Regions from separate parts of the Mus musculus genome. Here region 1 is linked to region 2. The links are chromatin loops, found by intact Hi-C in ENCODE. Cell type or tissue: heart. All regions are shown on one strand. Links, peaks and the distances in the headings refer to the core of each region. The heading gives the core; the rest is flanking DNA.

What was found. Hi-C counts contacts between places; a loop is a spot of excess contacts. Peaks named below come from ENCODE experiments on the same cell type or tissue, not always from the same donor. Only the 100,000 strongest peaks of a DNase experiment are listed, where the experiment ranks them.
Region 1: it touches region 2 in a loop (4-fold over the local background); 30 of 42 quality-filtered maps call a loop at or near these places.

The regions. Positions count from the first base shown.
Region 1 is chr9:121,294,088-121,302,087 of GRCm38, forward strand. It overlaps a transcript of Trak1 not described here. Among named protein-coding and RNA genes, the nearest start is that of Gm34655, 20 kb to the left of the region's middle. In heart, for the core only: CTCF peaks have their summits at 6,356 and 7,032; DNase peaks (open chromatin) are centred at 3,554, 4,764, 7,044, 7,234 and 4 weaker places; H3K4me3 peaks cover 3,244 bases; H3K27ac peaks cover 3,096 bases; H3K27me3 peaks cover 457 bases.
Region 2 is chr9:121,350,245-121,360,586 of GRCm38, forward strand. It overlaps a transcript of Trak1 not described here. Among named protein-coding and RNA genes, the nearest start is that of Trak1, 12 kb to the right of the region's middle. In heart, for the core only: CTCF peaks have their summits at 2,017 (motif pointing left), 4,746 (motif pointing left) and 5,720; DNase peaks (open chromatin) are centred at 2,187, 5,717, 7,837, 8,407 and 5 weaker places; H3K27ac peaks cover 4,209 bases.

The DNA of each region.
Region 1 (8,000 bases), core at 1-8,000, 57 kb before region 2:
CGGGACTGTTTCAGGCTTGAGCCTGTGCAGGTCTTGTGCTTCCTGCCACGGTCTCCGTGAGCTCATATGTACACCAGTCCCATCATGTCTGGAAGACACCGTTTCCTCAGAGCCACCCATCATGCTGGCTCTTAACAATCTCTCTCCCCTTCTCTGTCACACAAACCCTTGAGCCTCCAGGAGAGGATATGACACAGAAATCCCACGCAGGACCGAGTGCTCTGAAGTCTCTTGCTCTCTGCACACTGTCCAGCTATGGTCTCCGTGTTAGTTTCCATCCACTGCAAGAAGGACCTTCTCTGATGAGGGTCGAGCAGGGTGCTACCCTGGATCCCAGTCAGGCGTGGTGGCTGTGGGATTCCTGACAGAGAGAGTCATCCTACAGTGAAGGGGAGTCAGGAATGGCTGAAATGGCAGTGGGAAAAAACTAGGGGGGCCCTGGTTCCACACCTCAAACTGCGATCACGTCCCAAGGGAAAGGAGATGGATTAGGCCAGATGACGGTTCTTAACTTCCAGAACCAGAAGGCGTTGGATCTACTGGTTTTACCTCAGACAATCTGCCCCTGCCCCTTTAAGACTTCAGGTTGTATGCAGGACCATTCCTACTGAATACTGGGTACTGAAGCTGGTCCCTCTCAGATTGCTTGTTCTAGATCCTGCCAGCCTGCCATAGTCTATCAAACCTGGCATATATCTGATGATTTAATCTGTGTGACTGAAATCCCATTGATATAATTGCACATTTACATTCTATCATAAAAAATATAATGTTTTGTTACCTGCTGCTGTGGTATGCATCTGTAACTCCAGCACTTGGGAAGCAGGGGCAGAGTGACCACTTCAAGGCCAGCTTGGGCTGTATGAGATGGTCTCTAAAATCCAAAACCACCCAACCACCTCAAACCCAAAACTGGGCTGAGAGATGACTCTCAGTGGTCAAGTGTAGACTATGTAAACCTATAACCTGAGCCCAGATCCCAGTACTCCCTAAAAGGTCAGGCATGATGGCATGTGACTGTCATAACAGTGCTGGGGGCAGGGAAGGGCAGAGATGGGCTCATTCTGAAGGCTAGCTAGCTAGGCAGTCTAGCTTCATCAGTGAGTGACCCCACCCTCCAAGGCTCAGGGGACATCCCAGAAGAGGGGCAGACAGGATGTAAGAGCTGGAGGATGGAGAGGGGGCTGGCTGTGAAACATTGTCTTCTGCACGTGGCACGACTGTCACTCACAGGGACTTGCACCGGCTCTGGTCACCAGCACAAGACGAAGATGGACAGAAGTGGGCAGAGATGGGACAGATTAAATCCAGGCCCCACCCCTTATGTAGGAGCCTCCGGCAGTTGATAGTTGCTGGGGAGTGCAAATGGTACCATGCTCCAGTGGATGCTTCACACCCAGGACATAGAGCAGCCCCGATGCATTAACTGGGTTGCTGGGGGAAAAGACATGAGGTCCTGAGGGGAATGTGCTGGGTGGCCATGTCGGGTAGGAAGTGTGAAATGGGCACAACCATAGTACATTGTTTACATGTATAAAATTCTCAAGGCAGAAAGAGTAAGGTGGAGAGCAATAGAAGACACCTAATGTCAACTCCTAGCCTCCCAGTGGGGCCATGAGTACACGCCCAGACATGTACACATACATACAATGGGCATTCTCCAAACACACATGCACACACGTGCATACACACACTCACAAGCACATAGGTGTACACACACACATGTGCGCACAGACACACACAGAGACACACAGACACAGACACACAGACAGACACACACAGACAGACACACACACACAGACACACAGAGACACAGACACACACAGAGACACACACACACACACAGACACAGACACACACAGAGACCCAGACACACACAGAGACACAGACACACACACAGACACACACTCACACTGTCCACCTGGCCTCAGCTCTTATTTGATGTTTTGGAGAACTCTTCTATTTAGAAAGAACTTCAAACCCATAAAAGATACTCTAGAGGCTGGAGAGATGGCTCAGCGGTTAGGAGCACTGACTGCTCTTCCAGAGGTCCTGAGTTCAATTCCCAGCAACCACATGGTGGCTCACAACCATCTGTAATGGGATCCTATGTCCTCTTCTGGTGTGTCTGAAGACAGCAACAGTGTACTCACATAAAAAAAGAAAAGAAGAAAAGGAAAGGAGAGAAGAGAAGAGAAGAGAAGAGAAGAGAAGAGAAGAGAAGAGAAGAGAAGACAAGAAAAGACAAGACAAGACAAGAGAAAGATACTCTAGAACCCAGCACTGAGACTCGTTGATAATGTTTGGCCCATCCAGTTTCTCCCTTGCTCCCATCAGGATGCCTCTTCCTTCCCAAATCATCTGAAGCTTTTGCCCCTTAAGTCCTAATGATGACAGTCTTGACTGCACATAATAAATTCAACCCAGTATTTTAGGCCGTACAGTGCAGATTTCAGTCTGGTCAGCTGGAATGTTCTGCACACCACCCAGTGCAGCAAAGGCACACCATTTAGCCGCAGTCAGTCAGCCCTCCCATTCCCGACAGGTTTCATATCTTTAAGTTTCATGTGTGTGTTTTTTATGGCATGGGGATTTTGGGACACAGCTCATCCCTCTTTAATAAATGTAGCTCATAATGGGTTTACTGAAACTTAAGTCTCCTAGGAGTACCGGGTAGAGTAGGGTTCTAAGGACGATGCCCACCTCTCACCAGAGGTCAACGTGTCCCCCCTACTGTGCTTTGAATGGGCATTCTCACTCCCCCTGTCCAGGTGTCGCTGAGAGAAAGTCTGTGGAGAAATGGGCTAGCTCAAGCAAATATCTAGTGACCAATGCCCCCCTCCCCCAACTCTCAGTGAGCATTCAAGGAAGATTTTGCCTGGACAATTTTCCTGTTCAGTTCCTATCTAGTCCTGAAATGTGGAGGGTCTGGAGGGGTTTATTTTCTCCTCATCTTCGGTTCAGGTTGGGTCTCTCCAAGTGCGTCCAGTGTCCCCTGTGACCCGTAGGCAGACCGCGTATGCTGGGCCATGTTAACCAGTCTGCATGTTATTTGCTTCCGGGAGGGTTTCTTTGTCCTTTCTGCCACCTCCACCAGCTCCTCATTTGATGGCATTGCCCTCATGGCTGGTCCATGGCCCCCTCCTGCGTCGTTAACTCTGTGCTTGACTCCGGGGTTGATACCCCAAGACCACAGCGCTGGCAGTGGGGTCCCCAAGCCGCCCCAGCGAGCGGTCCCGGCGCACGCTCCGGGGTGCCAAGTGGGTCAGAGCTTTGGGGGTCTCGGAGCCTCTCGCTGCGGGGACCGAGGACGGTAGCGCTCGAGGACTGTCGCGCAGGTGGCGGCCGGGCGAGGAGGGCGGGGCGGGGCGGGGACGGACGGGGAGGGCCCGGCGCGCGTCGGGCGGTGACGGCAGCGCGAGGGGAGGCGCGAGGCTGGGCCGCGCGGAGCCATGGCGAGAGGCCGCGCTGCGGCGCCCGCGACACGATCCCCGGCCCCGTCCCTGTCCCCGGCCGCGCCCCCACTCGCCACCCCGGGGCCCACTCGGCCCCCGCCCCCGCGCGCCCCCGGCCCGTGACACGCGCGTGAAGAGCCCCGGAGCATCCCGGATCGCCGGGCACCCGCCTACGCTGAGCCTCGCAGTCCCGGGAACGTGAGCCACTGGCGGCCGGGGCCGGGCCGACAACGAATCGGAGCAGCGACACCGGCCCCGGGACCGCGCCCGCCGCCCCCGCGCCTCCTGCGGGTAAGTCGCTCGAGCTCCGGGCCTGCGGCTGGGGAGGGCCCCCGGCTCAGCTGCTCCCCGGTGGCACCTGCAGGATCCGGGACACCCGGAAAGGTGCCCTAAGGGCACCGTGTCCCGCCGCGCCGCATGTACTCCAGTTCTGGGCCCCGGCAGCCTCGGTGACAGTCTGGCGACCTTCAGAGAGCCCGGGGCCGGAGCGCGCGCAGCACCCACATTCCCACTCGCCGCCCGAACTTCATGTAAATGACGTCGTGCGCCTAGGGACCCCCCCTTTCTATCCTTGAGAGTGAAGGAGTTCACTTTGGGTCACTTCTTTTACTTCTGTTGTACAATTCTGTGTCGTCTCCAAGGTCAGCCTCTTGAGGGTAAAAAGCAAATGTCAGGACAAACAAAATTTTCGGTTTTGTTAAGGGAAGATTTTTTTAAGTTCCCTGGCGCTCCCCCAGCAAAGCCTCAGCCTTAGAAGCAGTTGCCTGTGCTTGCTCAGACAGACTTTTTACTGCCCACTTTGAGCAGAAGAATGGATGCTGAGGCCTCTGGGGGTTTTTTCTTGTTGTTTCCCGATTTGCTTCGCAAACTTTGAAACTCTGTGTAAGGTTGACCGTACTGTCTGTAGAGGGTAGCCAGGATACATGTTCTTTTCCTGCATGGTTTTCTAGTCTTGGGAAGGTGGAAGGAAGCCATAAGGAAACAGACTAGGCACAGGGTCCTTTCCAATTTCTAACTACCAGAACGGTCAAGAGGGAGGAGGGCAGCTTGAGCTCTGAGCAGCCTCCAGCGCCCCTGTGTATGTGTGTATGTGTTTGTGTGTGAGCCCGCGCGCGCATGGGTGCAGTGGGGCGGTCTCCCTGTTGGGGTGGAGATGACAGGTGGAGGTGGACCTGGGCGACAGACAGCTGCCTTCCCCTTTGGTCTCTCACTAAAGGCTGCAGCCTCTGTGACCTCTGACTCCAGCTTGCTCACAGAGAAGCCCAGGCCAAGTGGAGAAACAGCTGCAGATCAGAGCTGGGCCCAGGGGGATGCTAAACTGACTTTCAACGCTCAGGTGGAGGCATAGCAGGTTTGCCAAGGGTTTGCCAAGGGCTGGGTTGCCGTTGGCCGCTTGGCAAGGCACCAGGTCCATTTCCTGTTTGATGCCCCTGGGACGGTTGGGGTCTGATTTCCTGCGCAGAGCTGAGCTCCACCCTCCTGAGGTAAGGACGCTGGTCTTGGAGTGGAAAAGATGAGATTCACAGCCTCTGCAGACTGTGTGACCTTGCCCCTACCTTAGCCAGTCTTACCTGCCTGTCCCATGTATCCTGGTCCCTCAAACTCAACTGGACCAATGGAAGGAATACAGAGTTAGTGGTTTTGTTTGTTAGTTTGTTTGCTATGAAAGTTTATAGGTCAATGGAGGGCTCTCAGGTCTGACTGAGCTTGTAGTGTTGTAACTTTTGAAAAGTCCTGGTGGGAATAATTAAGACATATTATGGTAATGATAACTTTTATAGGTTTATAGTCTGTGTCAAGTCAGGTTTTGACAGTGACATGGCTCATGATTCACAGTGAAAGGGGTTTCAAACTTTCAGTTTCCAAATGGCTGCCTCTGTTTGTCGGTGAGCCGTTGAATGAAGACTTCTTTCTCACCAGTCTGAGGCTGCCTCTGGTCTTGCACACCCGGCATCCTCTTCGTTGCTGGATGGTTCTGGCACAAGCCACCTGCGCTCCCCGACCTTGACCTCCAGCTCCCAGGTGCAGAGCAGGCCTCCTGCTCCTCTAGGCTTGGGCACTTTATAAAGGCCTAATTGTTGAGTTACTCCAGGCATCTGATAAGACAGTGGGTGAGCGGGCAGGTTCCGTAAGGGAGGCTTGGATGGTGAGGCACTCTTTTAAACTCACTATAGGTTGTAGACACACAATCAGACCTTTTTCGTTTTCTCTTATTACCGTGTGTATGACAATGTCTAGAGGTCAGAGGTCAACTCCACAGAGTGGTGAGTCTTCCCTCTCACCTTCTTGAGGGCTCCCCAGATGGAGCCCTCCACACACAGGCCTTTGAAGCACTTTTGGTCTCTGCCCTACAAGCTTGACAAACTCGAGGACATTGCAGTGGCCGGCGTCTCCAGGCTGAGCCTATGCCCCATGTGTTTGAAAACGGAGGGACAAAGGATGCTCTTTTTCAGAGATATTAGAAGACCCGTCTCCACGGGAAGGGCCGCAGGGATCGTCAACTTCACTTTGCCGTCTGGGGTTAAGTCTGCCGGGTGGGATGAATGAGTGTCCTGGCTCCGCCTCTGTCTTCTTTCTTTCTGAACAATGATCCTCGATCCAGCTTGCCCTCTTGGGGGGTGGGTATCCAAGTGGGGGTCGCTTTCAGTCTTGAAAAGGTCCGTCTAAGCATGTGGTGTACGTGAGCGCCAGCACGTTTATCTGAAGGTCTAGGCCGGACTTTGCTTTCTCTGAATGGCTGTGTGGCACCGCTGATGGGGAAGCTTGCTTACTTAGAGCGCTGCGGCTAGTGCACCAGAGACCAGGTGAGATGGTGTGTGGGCATCTCAGAATCCTTGTCCAGGCTTTGGGCCAGCCGGAAAGCTCCCAGGCCACCTGTTCCAAAGGCCTCATCGTTCTAAGAACTTTACAAGGTGCAGCTTTCTGACTGCTGGGGGCAGTGGCTTCTCAGGTGGCTGCTGGCTATAAACAGTGTCACACTGCAAAGTGGCTTATCTTGATGCTTCTAATTCATTCCTGTGGCCTTCAAGGCTCAAGAAGTTGGCAGAGGGTCTGGGAGCTTAGCCGTGGCCTCTGATGCTTTTCTGAGTTAATGATTACTGTGATGAAGACCAGAAAATAGAATTCAGGGTTTTTTTTTTTTTTTTTTTTTTTTTTTTTTTTTTTTTTGGTGGGTCTGAGGGGTAGGGAGGGTCTTGTGCAGTCCAGGCTGACAGCAGACTTGCTATGGAGCCAAGGTTAATCTTGAACTCCTAATCCCTCTGCCTCCACCTCCCAAGGGCTGGGATACAGGCATATGCCAGCACACTGTGTGGATTTGTCCTGCTTGCTATTTGAGAATGTCATTATGTTGCTCTAAGCTAGTTGTCACTCCTGGACTCAAGGTGCTCCAGCCTCAGCCTCCCCGCTGCAGGGACCACAGGCCAGAGCCACTGCACCCAGCCAGGACTCTTCTTGCTTTGAAGTAAAGGTACTTTAACATCTGAATTGAGAAGGGCTTACAGAAAATGCATCCTGCCTTCCCCAACACCTGAAAGCTGTGCCCTGGAGGCTCAGGCATTTGCACACTGGTTCCCAGGTGGTGGTGCTGTTTGGGGAAGTTTACTCAGTGAGGCCTTGCAGGAGGAAATGTGTCACTAGGGGTGGGCTCTGTGTCCCACTTCATCCGGTTCCTTCCCTGTTTTGTGCTTACGGTTGAAAACGTGGCCTCTCGGGGTCCCCATCTCCCACCATGCTTGCCCTTCCCCACTCACCTCCCCGTCAGGGATGGGATTCTTAGCCTCCTGTGTGTCAGTCTTCCTTCCTACGTTGACCCTGGAGAGTGATGCATGCACACTCCCAGCCTGAGAGGCCCAGAGGCGGCTCATTTCCAGGCCGTCCTCGGGCTCTAGATGTCTGGCGCATCAGGACATTCAAGAGCAGAAGAGAGTTCACCAGAGAGAGTGTTGTGCCAAGCCGGAAGTGGACACTGTGAATAACTAGGGATGTCAGAGTAGCCACCACAATATAAATGACCTGGATTGCCGAGTTAGACCGTGCTGCGTGTGTCCGGGAGACTGTAAACCAACCTTTCCCCCTGCTCAGTCTTGGCTTCTCTCTGTCTCTCTGCTTCCTCTCATCTTCTCTCTCCTTCTCCTTCTCGTCTTTCTTAAGAATCAGGGATGAGTAGATGGCTGAGATCAGTAAAGTGCGACTCGTGCTTCATCCACGCGTGGTGGCCTCAGATGATCATTCTGGGTCATCTGGGTCATTTTGGGTCACCTGGGTCATTCTGGCACTGAGGCAGGATAGATAAATGGATCCCTGGGGCTCTCTGGCCAATCAGTTCAGCTCAGTTGTTGAGCTCCACACTAGTGAGAGACCCTTGTGTCAAGACGCGAGGCAGACAGTTTCTAAGGAATGACCCTTGAGGTCGTCATCTGGCCTCCATATGCACACGCATGTACCCACGTGAACACACATATGCACATCATCCATACACTAACATTAAAAAAAAAAAAGAGAGAGAGAGTCAGTTGGAGATAGCCCCGAATGTGAGAACTGTAC
Region 2 (10,342 bases), core at 1,062-9,061:
TAGTAACATGCAGAATTTAATTTTTTCATGTATCTTCTACCTGGCTATTGTTCACGGACATTAAAGGACCTTGCCATCTGTGCTACTTTGTTTTATCTCTGTGTTTCCAGGTCCGTGGTTGTATCTGTGGATTGTTACTACTACTACTTCCTCCTCCTTCTCCTCTTCTTCTTCTGTCTTGTTTTTCGTTTCTTGAGACATGTTTTCATGTAGCCCAAGCTGGCCCCTGCTCTTTAGCGGAGGATGACCTTGAACTCTTGATCTTCCTGCCCCCCACCTCTCTAGTCCTGGGATGGTAGGTGTGCGCCACCAAGTCCAGTTGTTCCAGTGCTGGACATTGAACCCAGAGCCTCAGGGCTGGGCTACTGCTCTGCCACAGAGCTGCATCCCAAGCCCTAAGTTCTTCATCTTCAACATTTAGCATTTCATGGAGGTGTGGGGGTAGAGCATCTGGGTTTGTAAAAACTGAGCAGCTGAGTGTGGCTGCAGTTTCTCTGAGCAGGGGTCAGAGTGGGCGGCTCCCTGTCTGATGTCTGGGGAGTGCTTGTGCCAGGAGCACTCTTGCCTAGGGATGACTAAGTCCTCCCTGCTCAGCATCCCTCCTTTCCATTGAAACATTGTTTCTCCCTGCCGTTTTTTTTTTTTTTTTTTTTTTTTTTTTTTCCTAGCTCACCATAGTCTGTTCTGTGCTGGCTCAGACTGCACACCCCAAGGCAATCACGCTGTCCTGGAAGTGTGTGATTGAGGCCAGAGGGCCACTGTTTACTGTGTGGGTCTGAGCTGTTGGTCCCTAGCCCTGCTGCTCATCTCAGTAAGAAAGTAATTTCTTCCTGGGGACTGAGCTGAGCCTGGTGCCTCCTTTGCCCTTGGAAGCCTCAGTCTTTGCCTGTTTCCTGGGTTTTCCTGTGCCGAGGTTCAGGGTTTCTGAATGGTCCCAAGCTCTGCTTTAGATAAAATGCTGAAAGTGGCTGAAAAACCCGAAGCTGCTGGCTCGCCTTCTTCCAGGACACCTTTGATGGGGGCTCTCGAATGTTCCTCCTTTGCCATCAGGCAGGATCAAGTCCAGAATCTGTTCCTGCAATCCACGGAGAAGGCTTCCTGGCTTCTCCAGGGGCTTCATTTAGAGCTAGTAGATCAGGAAGATAATTATCTCCACACCCAACCACCACACACTCACCAGGGGAACTTTTGTGTGGTGTTTGCCTATAAATCAGAGAGGTAAGGGGTCTGTGTGCTCAGCGGGGGAGGCGTAGTTTACTGGGTGTCCACTGTCTGTGGGAAGGTGGTGTAGCTACGTTGGGTTGCTTCCTCTCTCTGTATCCGACACTGAAGTCATAGCTGAGGGCAACTTGTGTTTCCATAGCTGTGGAATCTGTTTTGAAAAACACCAGGCTGGGATTCCACTGTAGTTCAGGCACATTGAGGGCCAATGTGCAAATAGATATGAGTTTTAAAACAAACTCGCAGTCCCTTTGGGATAGCTATGTGGGGGACTCTCCCTCCCTCCCTCTCTCCCTCCTGTTTTCAAGTCTTGAATTGTGTAGAATTCTGTGAGGAGTTGAGTGTGGAGGTAGCAAGCCTGTTACTCAGGAAGCCCCTCGGACATTTCCTGCTGTGACAATGTATGCACCATTGATTGCTGGGATTGTAATTGACCTGTCACACTCTGGTAAGGCAGGGAGGCCAGGGTGTCTCTTTTTCCACAGGGGCAGGCATAAGGATGAATCACTGAAGTTGTTCTATAAACATTGAGTTTACTGTGTTCTAAGCTCTGAGGGTCCAATGGCGACCTAATCGGATGGAAGCGAGCCTTATATAACCCACTCTTAGCTGTTTCATACAGAGCTCTCTGAAGTCTGTAGTCCCTGATTTTAGGAAAATGCCCATTAAAATATCATGGTCTGTTTTCCCCTCAGGTTCTGTTTTCCCTCTGCCTTGTGAGGGTTTTATCTCTGGGGTAACTGCAAAGCTGTCATTTATGGAGCACCTACTGTATACTTATCTCACTTAGTCCTCGTAGCGCCCCCTACTGTTTGGCATCATTACTGCTCCTTGCTTTGTCGAGAGGAACTAGGTTCAGTGGCTTCCCTGGGATTAGTGCTTAGCACTGAGAGGAAACACCTTGGGAAATTAGTGTGCGTCCCGTGCCCTCGGAGAGGAGCCCTGCTCACGGCCAGGTTGTTGGGATGGTGTGGGTGTAGACAAGTCAGGTGACTCAGCAGGAGAGAGGAATGGGCTGAAGTGTGGGGTTGGAAGCTGCCAATAATAAGGAAGGGTCACAGAGGCCGCCGCGTGGGGCTCTGTGGGCGGGGATAGTGGTGATGTAACTCTGCCTGGCAGATGGTGAGTTACACCATTTAGGTTTTACTAAGTGTTAGTTCTTTGAGATTTTCATGCAGCCTGTTGTGATCACAGTGACCCTTCCTAGCCCACCCAACTTGATGCTTTTTTTATAAAAACCTTCAAGATTACTTTGTGCTACCCAACCAGCTGAGGTGTGTGGTCTTCCATTGGGCACATAGTCAACTTAACAAGAGCGAAACAATTAGAGAAACCTATCCCCCCCAACTCCCAGCAGCTAGCAGTTGCTAATAGCTCTGTGGCTAAGGGGTGGGATCATGTGCCCGACTCCCCTCTCCGTGCTGGGATGTTGTCCGGCTTGGACTTGTGTAGGTTTGTACATGTTTCTTCCACTGCCGTGAGCTCACAAGTCCATTTGCATGCCGTATCCGGAGACTGACTTGTAGCCACACTGCTTTTGGCTGGCACATTCTTCCAGCTCCCCAGCGACCCTACGCCTTGGATACTGGGGTATGTGTGCCATATATGTGTTCTCTTAGGGCTGAGCTCTCAACAGTCTCTTATTCTCTGGGTAGTTGTGTCCCTGTGTTAATCCCTGCCTGCTGCAGATAGAAGCATCTCAGATGAGGGTTGAGAGAGGCTCTGACCTGGTGGTGCGTGTGGCGAAGTTCTGCATCTTCTAATGCAGATAGACACACCATGCCCTGCAATGGGTTGTGAGCTGTGATTTCACACTGAGCCCGTGTTTGACATCTGTTCTTGGTGACCCAGTTTCTCTGTGTTGCTATCGTAAGGCACAGGAATGAGGGGGACAAGTTGTGTTGTGTGGCCCGACTGTGTCTTATTTAATTGACATCTGTAATAGATAACAGGTTTCTCTGTCTTCATATGTGCTTCGAGGAAAGTTAGGTCTTAGAACGAACTTCTGCTTTTCCTTAGAGAACAACTAGCTGTGGAATTACTTTTAAATTTTGTAAGACTTATTTTATGTATATGAGTGCTTTGTTTGTATGTATGTATGTATGTATGTATGTGTGTTTGTATATTGTGTGTGTGCATGTGTGCATATGCATGTGTGCATGTGATGGCCTTGGAGATCAGAAGAGGGTCTCTTCACTGAGACTGGAGTTACAGGCAGTCACCTTTGTCTTAGTTAGGGTTTTACTGCTGTGAACAGACATCATGACCAAGGCTACTCTTTGGACAATGTTTAATTGGGGCTGGCTTACAGGTTCAGAGGTTCAGTCCATTATCATCAAGGTGGGAACATGACAGCATCCAGGCAGGCATGGAGTAGGAGGAGCTGAGAGTTCTACATCTTCATCTGAAGGCTGCTAGCAGAATACTGTCTTCCAGGCAGTTTAAATGAGGGTCTTAAAGTCCACACCCACAGTGACACACCTACTCCAACAAAAAAGGCCACACCTACTCCAATGGGGATACACCTTCTAATAGTACCACTCCCTGGACTGAACTTATACAAACTATCACACCCAGGTTCTCTGGAAGAGCAGCCAGTGCTCTTAACTGATGGAACTCTCTCTCTATCCCTTTGGGATTGCTTTGATCTAAGTTCCTGAACATCACTGAAGTGAGCAGCACAGGTCAGTTAGGAATGGAAAGATGCCAGGGTGACGGTTCTGATTATCATTGCCATTTTCCCGGTAACCTAAAGCCTGCTTGCTTATTTATTTATTTTCTTGTGTGTGCATCTATGTGTGGAGGGAGCATGCAGAGCATGTGACATGTGTGGAGCTCATAGACCAACTCGTGGGACTTGCTTCTCTTCTCCAATATAGTCCCAGGCCATGAGGCTCTGCCACAGGTCCTCTGTGAGCTGAGCCGTCTTGCCAGCCTATATAATTTTTCCTGGTAACTTCTGTCGTTGAATCAGCTTTAGCAACGTTTTATACTGTTTGCCTTTAGCTTTTGGGTGTGAGAAGATCATAATTTCCTTGCACGTGCTCACTTGAGAAAGCTGTTTTCCTCGTACAGTGGTTCTTTTTGTTGTCCCAGCATGTTCTGAAAAGCTAAGATCCTACACACACTGTAAGGAGGAATGAGATACTTGACGTTTCCTGGATACACCTCAGGCTATGGTTTTATTAGTGATTTTAAAAAAATTTACTAAGCACACATGCACACTTTTGTAGTACACATGTGCTGGTGCGCATGTGTGTGTCTTTGTGTGTAGTACACTCAGGACAACTTGGAGGAATCTCTTCTCTCCTTCTACCATATGGGTTCAAGGGATTGAACTCAGGTCTTCAGGCTTGGCAGCAAGCTCCTTTATCTGCCGAACCCTCTTGCCCTCCCTGGGCTATAGAACTTATGACTTCAAACCTCAGTTTTTCCCCCTACAGCCAATGGGAAGAGAATGAATGGGCTTGCCATCCTCTGGCTGCTGTGAATTAATTAGGGTTGGCAGTGCCCCCACCTGGCAGAACCCAGTCATGACATGATGCATGCAGCCTGTATGCCCTTTTTTGTTGGTAGGGCCCTTGTGTTGTTGTTGTTGTTGATAGTTTGAGTACATTAAAGGCTGCACCATGGACATCTGCTCCTACCCTCTCCTAGCCCCACCCCATGATCCTAGGTGTCCACCCTTTGGAGTTGATTCTTTTGTCCTGGGACTTGAGGCTAAGTAGCCACTGGGTGTGGTTGATGATTAACTTTAGGCCCATATTCAGAGGGCCGATGTGACACCCCCTCCCTGCCATGCCAGCCTCCCGTAGATCTTGGCCTGCATCCTCCCCAGGGATGCAGTGTCCCTTCCAAAAAATGATTCCTACTAGGTAGACTGCAGTATTCCGCAGCCCAGGTCCCTGAGCCCTTCTTGGGCAGAACTTTTGTTTTCAAGGTAAGGGCTTTCCAGCCTAGCATCTCAGGAATTCCATGAGCACTTTGCAGGGATCTGTGGACGAGGTAGTCATTCTTGCCATCTCCCTCCCAGCTCTGGCCAGCCTCCAGGTTCCTCCTCCAATCCTGGGATGTGAAGGGTTTAGGATGTGGCTTTCTGTACGCAGCTTGCAGTTGGGCCTGGCATAGTATCACTTTGCTGGGCCTTGTAAACCTCCTCCCTCCTGCTGCCTGCCAGGCTGGCCTTGTGCCCCTCGATTGGCAGGATTAAATGTCTGACGGCTACTCTTGTCCCCCACAGTGCCACCTTGCAAGAGAAGCCCCTCTGTGGGGTCCCCGAATGTAGTCTCTGCTGCCTGTGCCAGTCTGTGAGTGCTGACTCTTGGCGGTCAATGGCCAAAGTTTGAATCTCCTGCCTAGCTTCTAGGGGTCAGTGACACATGTCTGTCCTGGGCCAGGCACGCTTGCCTCACTAACCTTGCTAGGTGTTGGAAGGCTTGTGAAGGTTCCACTGCAGAAGAAAGAGGAGAAGCTGGCTGCCTCAGGCTCTGTGGCTGGATGGCCTCCCTGCAGGAGAGGGAGCTATTTATGGTGCTTTAAAAAATCTGCTGCTACAGCTAAAAGAGGGTTGGGACTGTTACGTAAGGCTGAGCTGCTCTGGGTCTGGTCTCATTTTCTCCCTAATTCTAGGAGACAGAGTCGAGGCTGGGCTGCCTCTCAGCTGCAACAGAATTATTCTTGGACATGGGGGTTGGTCATGTGACAGCGCCTCTCATTCATGAAACCTTGATGCATCAGTGGATCAGCCTTCCTTACTTTGCGGGCCTGTCCGGTGTCACCGTGTGTGTTGGGGACATTGCTTCTTTGCTACAGAAGGATCTAAAGGGGTCTGGCCTGGGTTGGATTGGGCCACAGTCATTCCTTTGTTATTCTTGAGTTTGGGGAACTTTCTTTTTATTTATTTGTTTGTTTGTTTGTTTGTTTGTTTGTTTTTTATTTATATTAGTATACTGCAGCTCTCTTCAGACACACCAGAAGAGGGCATTGGATCTCATTACAGATGGTTGTGAGCCACCATGTGGTTGTGGGAATTGAACTCAGGACCTCTGGCAGAGCAGTCAGCGCTCTTAACCATTGAGCCATCTCTTCAGCCCAGAACTTTCTTTAAGTGATGTTGGTTGTGTTATTATTGGGGGAGGTAGGCTCTCCAGAGCTAGAAGAAGGCATGGCTTTAAGGTGGCACTAAGGGCTGGGGAGGTGACCCAGCCAGCAAAGTGCATGCCATACACACTTGAGGACCAGAGTTTGATCACCAGAAACCAGGTACAAAAGCTGGGTATATATGGTGGCATGGTATTCCAGTCCCAACCCAGGGAGACGGAGACAGTAGACAGTGGGGCGGCCAGCCAGCCGCACCACAAGCTCCAAGTCGGTGAAAGAGACTCCATGTCAAGGAGGCAGGTGGCATTTCTCAGGACGACACCCAGAATTGACCCCTGACCTCCACATGTATGCACACATGTGTTTCTACACAAAACCATGTACACACACATGCATAATTTAAAAATAACTGCTTCGAGGTGCTGGGGAGCCCAGTAGTGTTCTCTGATTGTCATGAGGCCCTGAGTTCAGATTCACAGAGCCCATGTGAGAGCCAGCCACAGATGGATTCCTGGCAGTCTCTGGCTACCCAGTCTAGCTGCAATGATGAGCTCTAAGTTCAGCAAGAGACCTTTCCTGTCCCTTCACAGGAGATAAATAAATGGCATTGAGCCTGGTGTGGTGGTGTAGGCCTGCCACCTCAGCACTCGGAGGGCTGAGACAAGGGGATTATGGATTCCAGGCCAGCCAGAGCCTGGAATCTCTGGTGTAAGGGTGGGGCAAGGCACTCAGGACAGCTGCTGCGCGTGGCTGTCTGTCCCTGTGCAAGGCTGTCCTGAAGTCCTCCTAGCAGAACCTGTAACAGTGTCCACCTGACCTCTGCTGTCCTCCTTTGTTCCTTCAAGGGACCCAGGGACCCTCACAACAGTCATAAGAAGTCACAACAGCTCCAGGAACGGTTACTGAAACTGTCATCTCCATTTCTGTGCCTCGGTTACCATGATGATGCTTCAACCTTCTTTCTCTCCCTTCCTCTCTCCCTCGCATCCCTGCTTCTGTGTGTGTATGGTGGGGGTTGGGGAACAGAGGACCAGGACTCTGGCAATGGTGGGCAAGTCCTCTACCTACTGAGCTAGATCAGTAGCTCTGTTCTCTAGGTAGAGCTTTGCTGTGTGTGACCCAAGCCGGGCTCCAGTTTATCCTCCTGCTTCCGTTCTCTAGGTGCTGGGATTACAGGACAGGCCTGCAGCAGGGCACCCGCCAGCCACGTTGACGTTCAGAGGGTGTCATCTGATGTGGGGGTCCTCACAACTTGGTTACAGGATGCCCCGCCAAGGTGCTGTTAACCTTGGTGGTGTCTGCACAGGCTGACGTTTCCTGAAGAGAAACTCTTGTTAGCCCCCCACCTGCAGTGACTCAGGATGAACCGTGAATGCACCCCTGAATTCCCCACGCCTTTCTACACCCTCTCATCAAGAGGATGGTTCTATCCTGGAGTGACCCTGGAGTGAATCTTGGGTAGCGCGAGCGGCTTGTTGGTTGTTGACTTCTTGGCCACGGTGCTCTTTACCCCACCTGGCTGAAACTCATCTCCTGTTCCACTGTTCAGTGTTGGCATGCAGCTCCCACTAGCCACTTGTTATAGAGCCAGTGGACTCATGGGAGTGACAGGAAGGGCATCGAAGGTCAGAGAGCGCTAAGATGGGGAGTTTTGGGAGGCTTTGGCTACTGGAGCCCCACATCTCTGCTGACTGGACAGGTGTAGGCCCGTGTGTCTTCATGGAGTTCCTTTGATTCTGCTATGGTGGGAATGCCATCTTATAGATCCAGGGTGGAGGGAATGGTTTGTCGTGAGTGGCCACATGGTGTGCCTGACTCTCCTTAAGTCCAGCACCACTCACCCTGAGCAGTAACATATCTGGAGCCATTCAAGCAAGGCTATGCTTCTGGCCAGGTTGTTTGGCTTCCCTGAGCCCAGATTCTCCCGAGGAAAGCAGATGCTAATGCTGCTCGCTTCGTGTAAGTTACGAGCCTTAAACAAGGCCACACCTTCCATTCCGGGCAGTAGCTCAGCTTCCAGTCCTGGCCGTGCCAGGGTTGCCTGGACTTTAAAATAGTACAAGTTAGCCTCAGCACCTTCTGAGCAGCTGACAGTAACAGTGGCAACCGAAGGTTTGTCATGGTGGAGAGGGAGGCACCAGCACCCCACACAGTCCCTTTGTCAGCTGCAGACACAGCCAGCATTGCTGCTGGAGGCCCCAAGAGTCCAGTACCCCCAGGGACATCCGCTGAGATAAAGTCAGGTTCCTGGCTACTTAGCAGAAAGGAATCTGAGCATGAATCAGGGTGAAGCAAGTGAAGGAATCAGAGAGAACATACGCTTCAAGGGAAAAATGAAATGGGATGGGGGGGGGGGAGGAGAAGGGGAAGGGAGGGGGAGGGGAGGGGGGAGGGAGGGAGATGGGAGCAATGTGCTTAGGAAAAGCATGCCTTTATAATTCATATATATATATATATATATATATATATATATATATATACACACACACCTTTATGTGTGTGTATGTGTGAATGAATATATACATATATATACATAGCTGTAAACTTCCCAAGAAAGCTACACCTAGGTGTCTTTACATTTTGTGTGTGTGTGTATGTGTGTGTGTTTATGTTATTCAAAGGATTCAGTTTACAACGAGGTTTAAAGATGAAGCCAAGTATGAAAAGTATGTAAAACCTCTATGAACTGGCTTACTTCCCTTAAAAGCCTCCAGTTGTAACTGGAACTGTAAGGTGGTCTTAGGGAGCATGTTGTTTAGATTCAGGGTGACAGGAGGGCAAACAAAGGTCACAGACACACCATGGCCCAAAGTCAGCACAGCTTGTTCATTTCAGTGTCCCTGTCTGAGGTGTCTTTAGGGAGACACATGTTATCGCTGGTGATTTTGGCCTTTTCGGCTGACTGTGCTGAGGTTTCCTGGCCTAGCCTGCAGGAAGGGTGACCTAGATCCCAGGGTGAAGGACTGTTCCTCTACCCTTGTCCCTCCATTTCCCCTGTCATGATCCTGCCTCATCCCAGGCATATGCATATCCCATATGGAACCAGGGCTTCCAGTGACTGCCCTCCATGCCCAGCCTGAAGACTGGCTGGCCTTCTTAGGAGCTTGTTCCTAAACTAGAAAGGAGAACACAGGCTCTGTGTGTTCAGCCTCTTGTGCTTATGCCCAGGCGACTCTGGGCCTTTCCACACTCTCAGATTGGGACCACCTCCTGTCCTTATGCCCATGGCTTCACAAATGCAGGTGGCACCCCTACATTGTAGAGACCCCTGAGAAGCCCAGGGCTCCAGCCAGGAGGTGGTAGCTGAGGGGAGACTTCACCCCAGTGAAGGTTAGGAGGGAAATGGACAGAAAACACAGGAAACAGATATTGGCTACAAAAACATAAGAGGTTTTTTTTCTGTCCTGGCAGTGGTGGCAACACCTTTAATCCCAGCACTTGGGAGGCAGAGGTAGGTGGATTTCTGAGTTCGAGGCCAGCTTGATCTACAGAGTGAGTTCCAGGACAGCCAGGGATACACAGAGAAACCCTGTCTTGAAAAAGAAAAAAACGAAACAAAAAAAAGAGGTTTCTCTGAGGTAAAGTTTGGAGTTGAGGGAGCAGAAACCAGAGAAATGGAGAAATCCATTGTATGATATTCTAGAACAGAAAGGGACATTTGTGCCTTTGCGCCTTCACCCCCTGGGGTGTGCACCCCCCCCCCCCCGTGTGTGTGTGTGTGTGTGTGTGTGTGTGTGTGTGTGTGTGTGTGTGTGCTCTTCCCCCTGGTGTGCTCCTCCCCCTGGTGTGCACTCCCCCCTGGTGTGCACTCCTCCCCCTGGTGTGCACGCCTCCCCCTGGTGTATGCTCCTCCCCCTGGTGTATGCTCTTGGCCTGCCCCCATCCCCATTGTTATCTTTCTGGCACCCCTTTGTCTGCCAAAATGGCCAGGCTGCAGAACCTCTCACTCCTCTGCTGACTGGGGTCCCGTCTTCCCCTGGCTCCCCAGGCTGCAGCCAGTCAACCGCACAGCCCACAGTGT